Regions from separate parts of the Homo sapiens genome. Here regions 1 and 2 are each linked to region 3. Evidence: read pairs that join two places in POLR2A ChIA-PET (ENCODE). Cell type or tissue: HepG2. All regions are shown on one strand.

Region 1 (2,500 bases), 100 kb after region 3:
GCCCAATTCCTATTGGTCACTTTTAGTTGGAGGTTACAGAGAAACCAACTGTATCCAGCTTAAAACAATGGATGTTTTGGTTGTTCACATAACTAAGAAGTGTGGGGGTTGTGCTTTTGGGGTGATTTGTTGGCTCGGTCTCTCTCTCTCTTTTCATTGTCTCCCCTTCTGTATAAAGTTTCATTCTCAAGTTTACTTTTCTCATGTGGGCAGGCCTCCTGACTCTATAGATCTAGAGGGAGAGAATGGCTTTGTGGTGGCCTTCCTGAGAGCTGACCGTGCAGTAATGCTCACCCCTAGACCCACACCTCTGGCCAGTAGCTTGGGTGCGGGGGGACACATTGATTGACTCTCCCCTGGTCATGTGCTTCACATCTGACTCTGTTGTGAGGTTCCCCAGAGCCACCAAGATTCTGCAAATGGAAATTAGCGCCCTTAGGAAGCACAGGTACATGCAGGGCAATACCACCAATTGTTCACGATGAATGAATTGGACTCCTGGGATAATAAACCAGAATGTGTGCTTGCGGGGGCGGGGAATTAGTTTTGCTTACCTCTGTATACCTGGTATCCTAGGAGGGTGTGGGGGGCATATTAATGCTTAGCAAAAGTTGACAAATGAAGGGACCTCAAAAGTTCTTTCCTCCTTTGAATCTCTAAACCCGAGAGTCTGTTTTTGCATGGGACATCATCTTGTTCCATCAGGGAGCTGGCGATTTGGCTCCTGGGTCACTAAATCCAAACTTGTAGTTGATCACCCATGACTGGGTTCTCATTGACCTGCACGAAGAGTTGTTACTGGAATAAACACTGGATGCTAGAATGCCACCTGCTGCCTGAGATTTCATCAAAGAAAGGGCAACACGTTCCCTAGCTCTGAGCATCTCTAGGCCAATGGTGTTGCTCCCAGTCTACCTTGGGAGGCAAGTTCTGTTCTTCTCCTGGTATGAAAAGCCTGACGATGTGAGCTAGAGGCAATGGATTTGTGCAGACTTCTCACAAGGCTCCTGTGTTTGGCAGCCCAGTGGGGAAGACTGAGAATACAGGGAGGCCAGACAGAGAGCTCGTCCAGAAGCAGCCACACAAGTGGATTTATGTAGAGGGCTCCATTGTGTTCACACATTCATGTGCCAACTTGGAAGCAGATCTTCTGGGTGCTCCATGTTCGAGAGACAGCTTTGATCTCCAGGCTGTTGAGCTCAAGGTGGGAGACTCTGTTTTGCTTACTTTGTTCACACATTACACAGGTAGGCTTTGTTTGAGGAGCAGTGACTCACGCTCATGGGTTGTGTGAGCTTTGAAAGGAAGCCATGCGGCCCTGGCAGGTGCTCCCAGCTGTCCTCGTTTGCCATTGTCAGAAAAAAATCTTATTGTCATGGCGACAGATTTTTTTCTACCTAAAGCTTGAGTATGAATAGCCTTTTTTGATAGGTGATGAAGTGGGAGGAGAGGGGGTAGGTATCATGTATTAAAGGTGCCGTATGTCCTGTGGAAGTGTAGTTACTGTTGCCCCCATTTAACAGACAAGGATGCTGAGGCTCCCAGAGCTTATGTCAGTTGTCCAAAGTTACCGTGCTGGTCTGAGGTGGAGCTGGAACTTGATCTGCTTCCAACTGGACACGTGACTGCATCCATCCAGGCTTTAGCTGCAAGCTGGATCCTGTTTCTCTTGGAAAGTGCTAGAAGTCACAAATCAAATGGTTTTCACATTATATATTTATTTAGAGACAGAGTCTTACTCTGTCACCCAGGCTGGAGTACAGTGGCTTGATTGTGGCTCACTGCAGCTTCAACCTCTGGGGCTCAAGCAATCCTCCTTTCTCAGCCTCCTGAGTGGCTGGGACTATAGGCATGCACTACCACATCTGGCTAATTTTTTGATTTTTTTGTAGAGACAAGGTCTCCCTGTGTTACCCAGGCTGGTTCGTGAACTCCTGGGCTCAAACGATCCTCCAGCCTCCACCTCCCAAAGTGCTGGAGTCATAGGCATGAGCCTGGCCTCATAATACTTCTATCGCTATGATTCATCCTTCACTTCTTCCTCCTAGTAACCCACTGACAGCTTTAAAACAGTGCTTCTCCTTCCCTCTGCTCATAGAGGTGAGACATACATCCTTTCAGGAGTGTAGCTGGAAATAGACTCCTCCCTTCCCTACAGATGGGACAGTAAAGTCAATGTTAAGGTCATTAATACTAAGATCAGCTGAGAGGTTGGTTGACCAGTTTTCCCTGATGAGAAACTCTCATTCAGTGCTGCCAGGTTCTGGGCTTTTCCTCCAGCTCTGCCTCTTCTCTCTTGCTGTCCTCAGGTTTCTCTCTGCAGACGTTAAATCTGGTTTGGAGAGCTAGAAGTGATGTTCGTCCTTAAAACCAGTACGTTTGCCCACAGTACTGTCCTGACTGTATTTGCTTAGGAGATGTGCATGTCCAAAGCATGCGTCAGCATCACGGATTCCCCTATTGTTGAAATCCCATGAAGGATGCTGAAGTCAGGGCACGC
Region 2 (2,500 bases), 79 kb after region 3:
GGGCAGAGAACCAAGTGGTAGGAGTGAGCCAGACATGCAAAGCTCCTGGGCACAGGAGGGTGTCCCAGGCAGAAGTGATGCCTCATTGGTACATTTGAGAAGCAGTAATGGTCTTATGGTCTTTTCTGCCTCCTTTACTCCCTCCCTGTGTCTTTTTTTTTTTTTTTTTTTTGAGACGGAGTCTTACTCTGTCACCCAGGCTGGAGTGCAGTGGTGCGATCCCAGCTCACTGCAACCTCAGCCTCCCGGGCCCAAGAGATTCTCCTGCCTCAGCCTCCCGAGTAGCTGGAATTACAGGCACCCACCACCACACATGGCTAATTTTTGTATTTTTAGTAAAGATGAGGTTTCACCATGTTGGCCAGGCTGGTTTTGAACTCCTGACCTCAAGTGATCCACCTGCCTCAGCCTCCCAAAGTGCTGGGATTACAGGGGTGAGCCACCCCGCCCGGCCTCTCCCTGTGTCTTTTTACTCAACCTTTCTAAATCTCATGCAGACTCCGTCTTCCTCAGAGCCCGCTGGTGTTGGGAGAAACAAAACAACCTGTGCTTTCCAGCCTGTGGCTCCTTAGAGACAAAATCTCTTAGTCAGGTATGGAGCCCCGAGTCCTTGAGCTCCACTGCCGGTTGTCCAAGACAAAAAGCTTTAGAGGCATCAAAGACCACTTCTTTGCTGAGATGGATCAGAATTGGCCTGAAAACCTGTTTGCCTTTCCAGAGAGTTTTCTTTTTGGTTTATTTAGTGGCTAGCGGCAGTCTCTCCAAGGGAAACCACTGGATTTATTAATGAGAAAATGAAGGCTTGTGTTTAAGCCTCGTCTCTGGTAAGTTGCGTGATGCGGAGGGGCAGATGTTTACAGTGGCTCCCCGAGGGTGCAGGCCTCGCCCTGGCAGGTGGCTGGGTTTCTGCCATGCTACGGTCCTATGCTCACCTGCCATGTCCTCTGAGGTCATCGGATGTGGCTTAACCTCAGCTTTCAAGGACAGAAGGCAACTCTTCTAGCACCGGCCATGACCCTGACATTTCCTGCTTCCCGGAACCGTCTGTGCTTCTCTACCAGAAGAGCTCTCTACCCAGGGACATGTCAGCCAGGTGGAGGGGTCAGGCAGTGATCTGCAGGGCGAGAGGGTTAGTCCCTGGGATACCCATCAGGTCCTATTCCTGGGTAATCTGACTAAAGTCTTATTTTCTTCGGATGCAAAATCTCACCTGGGCTAGGACAGATTAGCTTGAAGATCTGTGGAGGTGCAGCTTCTGGCACCAGAACTTTAGATGCTGGATGAATATTGACAGGGACTTAGTATGGAGGGAGGTGTGTTATCTTTAGTGCTGGGCTTAGGAACTGGGCTCACTAAAGTGAGGGCTTCAGCAACAAATTGGGCTGGTCATCTCTGTAGGACATCTCCTGCAGGGTGGCTGATTTCTGTCAAAAGCTCAGTGGCTGATTCCTCTCCCCAGGGAGACCCGCAGTAGGGCCCCATAAGCAGGTTTTGGCTTCCTGGCTTAGTTGATTTAGAACAGGTCTATTAGGTTGAACTGAATGACATGTCCTACCTTCTTTGGATAGCCTGGGCTGCTGATAGGCCCACTGTCAGGCAGGCTACCCTAGGTCTTGGTGGTTGCTGCTGCCTCGCTGTGTGACCTTGGGTGAGTTGCTTTCCCTCTCTGGGCTTCACTTTCTACCTCTGTAAAATGAAGGGTTGGATAGATTTCTTAAGAATGTGCCTTTCACTTCTAGGCTGAAGGATCAGATCCTTATTATCTCTCCCTGCCCTGGGCCTGACACCTAGAAGCCTCTCAATAAACCTTTCATTGAATGAGTGAATGAATAAATGAATAACAATGTGATGGTTTGTTATTTTTTTCATCAGCTGTGTTTTTTCTACAGAGCCCATGGAACAGACTTACGGCGTATGACCTCATCGGAGACTTGTACATGGGGCCAACCCCCATTTTCCCACAGGAAACCCACACTCTAATTAAGGGCTGACCCTGAACTTGAATCTGAGTCTTCTCTTTCTTCAACAGAGAGCCATCTCTCCAGCCCAGCTGGCAAGGAGACAGGTGATGTTACAGGAAAAAATACACAGCTTGTGCCCTTGGAATTACCAGAGTTCAAAGCCTGTTCAGCATCTACCCACCATGTGACCCGGGTCGAATTCTTCAGTTTCTCTAAGCCCATTTTCTCATCTGTAAGATGGGGAAGTGTAATCAGTTCTGAACCCACATATACCTCACTGGGCTTGAACAGGCCTGAGCAGGCATGTGGGGCTTTACTAGCTAGCCATCCTTTCTGCCGCTCTCCCTCATTCTCCTTCAAGCCCCCCAAAGTCCTTGGTGGAGGAGGAAGTGGAGACAGAACGTTTGGTGTTGGGTGAGGTACGTGAGGAGGCTGATTTCAGAACCTCCAGGAAACAAAGCTTTAGTGTTCCGAGGGCAGTGCCCGCCTGTGCCTCCTCCTCACAGGGGGTAGTAGGAGTGGGGTGGGGCCGAGGCATT
Region 3 (2,500 bases):
CTTGGCATGTAGGAATGCTTAATAAATTGTTACCAACTAAATGGACGAACATCTACTCAGTGGAGTTGAATCGATGATCATTTCCCTGCTCAGCACCATTTGTATCTTGTGTCTGGCCCATTCTGAATTGGTTCAGCTGGGATCAGACGGAACCAAAAGTTCTGCAGGATGATTGCCACATGGCCTATGAGCTTAACGTGTCATCAGAACCCCCGGGGGGCCTGAGACAAACTTGTGTGCCCAGATATGCTGACAACTTCAAGCCATTGGGCACCCACACAGAGCACCAACAAATGCAGAGCCAAATGCTTTCTCTTGTAGCTACACTCTGAGGAAGCTCACCCCTCCACTCCCCAGCTCTCTGATGACACCGTAGTCCCCTTCTGCAAACAGAGTGAGCCTCAGTCAGGGACCACATCTGTGATTTGAAGCAGGAGAGAGACTCACCAAAGTCATAATCATGGGGGTGGATGATAGTGGTGGCCGCGATAAACCAGCTGCCAAATAGAGTTTGGGGACAGTGTTAAGGTCCCTTGATCTGGGGAGTCTCTTGAAAGCCTCCCAAGGTTTACAGTTGCTTCTTGGGGTCTAGAGGAAAGCACGATGCGTTATCCTTGGTCACTGTGGTCGGTGCTAGCAGGGCACGCCTGCCCAAACCTGGGACAGTGGCTGTGTCAGTTTCCCTGGTCGGAGAGAAAGGTCCTCTGTCCTGGCTTGTAGGCTCATTAGTGTTTGCTGCTCAATTTTATGATGTGTTACTTACCTTGTAAATTGTCTGCCTGTCCCACGAGCCTGGGCAAAGCCTCCAGGCCACAAGCTGGACACTTGTACCATTGACTTTACTAGGCTATGGTGCTGTAAATGTGCTGCTGACCTCTGGTATGGTGAGCCCAGGTGCCTCCGGGCAAGGGAGTGGGTTACGGGAACCCAGTCTCTTGACTCATGAGCTGTCCAGGGAGCCTACGGATAATCATCGTAAACTGCTAACAGACCTGGGGAAAGAGCCCTGTGGCTCCCCAGGGGCCAGAAGGAGAGCAGAAAAACCTCTCTGGTGAGTCACTGCAAATATTTACCCTTGAAAGTTTGATTGCAAAATCTTCTAAGCACTTGAATAGCCCTTCCCCTGGGACTTAAAGAGCCCCTCCACTAGCAGGAGTCAGATGGGTAGTGTTGGAAAAGGGTCAGGCAGGGTGATTCCCCCCTTTCAAAAACAGCCTGGGAAGAGCCCCAAGCTGCCAGACTGCCAAAGGAACCCAGGGGCTTAGACTTCTCTAGGAAAATGTAAGTGATGGAGTCCCAGGATTCCCAGCTCTCTCGGGGGACCTGTCTAAGAGCACATCTGACTTTGAGCTGCACTTTGGTTTTTTGGCTCTGTCTTTAGCTAAAGAGTTTTCTACGAGATCAACCCTTTGACTCTTGGTTGGAGCTTTTATGGCACAAGTATTGGGTGTGTAATCCCCTGTTGACCTCACTACTGCCAGAATCAGCCTCAGGCCAGGCGCAGTGGCTCACACCAGCACTTTGGGAAGCAGAGGCGGGAGGATCACTTGAGCCTAGGAGTCCGAGACCAGCCTGGGCAATATAGTGAGACCCCTGGCTCTACAAAAAATTTAAAAATTAGCCAGGTGTGGTGGTGTGTGCATGTAGTCCCAGCTACCCTAGGGGCTGAGGTGGGAGGATCCCTTGAGCACGAGAGGTTGAGGCTGCAGTGAGCCGTGACTGTGCCACTGCACTCTAGCCTATAGGAGATGGCGAGACCGTGTATCCAAAAAAAAAAAAAAAAAAATTAGTCTCAAGGAAATGGGGCAGCAAAACCAATGCAAATCATGACATTGGATCTATTTCTTCCTTCTTCCATGGGGGTGTATACTTTATCCATTTTTCGGTTCATCCTTCCTTCTTTCCTTCCATAGAGGATCTATTGAGAACCAGCTACATGGGAAAGTCTGAGTGGGCCTTTTACCAACAGTTACCTGTAGTAAATTAGAATGTAGGGGGCACCCAAAACATTCTGCATGAAGCAGCACCTTCAGAAGCCACTGATACCTTGCCACATGACAGTAAAGGTGCTGTGAGTGACAGTTCCTCTTGTAGATGCCAGTTTGCAGGAGGACTCAAAAGAGGTGCAAGTGGACAGTTTCCATTTTTCTTTGGTTTGCTGGCATTTTTGTTTTTTGTTTGTTTGTTGACAAAATGGGTGCCTCAAGATAATGTTCTAGGTCTTAGATTATTCAGATGGGAGAAGATGTGAACTTTTATCCTGTCCTAAAGATTGACTCATAAGTCAGACAGTTATATAAATAAAGGACTGATAAGAAGATAGTAGAGTCTCCACGTGAATCAGCAGCTTCCTTTACAGTGGAAACCACTTCATGATTGGAGGTGAAGAGCTGATGGTTACAGGACAGCCTCCCACAGAAATCATGGAGGCTTGGAGCTAAAAGAGACCATGAAAAGTTTTTTTTGTGGGGGTCAGTGAGTTTCTCATAGTCCAGCTGGG

The links. ChIA-PET counts read pairs that join two places held together with the same protein. Peaks named below come from ENCODE experiments on the same cell type or tissue, not always from the same donor. Only the 100,000 strongest peaks of a DNase experiment are listed, where the experiment ranks them.
Region 1: POLR2A ChIA-PET joins it to region 3 with 29 read pairs; 14 of 35 experiments call an interaction of 5 or more read pairs at or near these places.
Region 2: POLR2A ChIA-PET joins it to region 3 with 16 read pairs; 12 of 35 experiments call an interaction of 5 or more read pairs at or near these places.

What each region holds. Positions count from the first base shown.
Region 1 is chr17:72,579,459-72,581,958 of GRCh38, reverse strand. The region is part of intron 1 of LINC00673 (long intergenic non-protein coding RNA 673); the gene reads left to right. Among named protein-coding and RNA genes, the nearest start is that of LINC00673, 12 kb to the left of the region's middle. In HepG2, no CTCF peak of the experiment used is centred here; a DNase peak (open chromatin) is centred at 1,218.
Region 2 is chr17:72,603,198-72,605,697 of GRCh38, reverse strand. LINC00511 (long intergenic non-protein coding RNA 511) reads left to right here. Exons shown (of 5, transcript NR_033876.1): 4 at 1,890-2,500. Among named protein-coding and RNA genes, the nearest start is that of LINC00673, 12 kb to the right of the region's middle. RefSeq lists an enhancer at 1,894-2,500. In HepG2, no CTCF peak of the experiment used is centred here; a DNase peak (open chromatin) is centred at 987; H3K4me3 peaks cover 417 bases.
Region 3 is chr17:72,682,620-72,685,119 of GRCh38, reverse strand. All of the region lies in intron 7 of SLC39A11 (solute carrier family 39 member 11), which reads left to right. Among named protein-coding and RNA genes, the nearest start is that of LINC00511, 43 kb to the right of the region's middle. In HepG2, no CTCF peak of the experiment used is centred here; DNase peaks (open chromatin) are centred at 369, 1,039 and 2,339; H3K4me3 peaks cover 1,127 bases.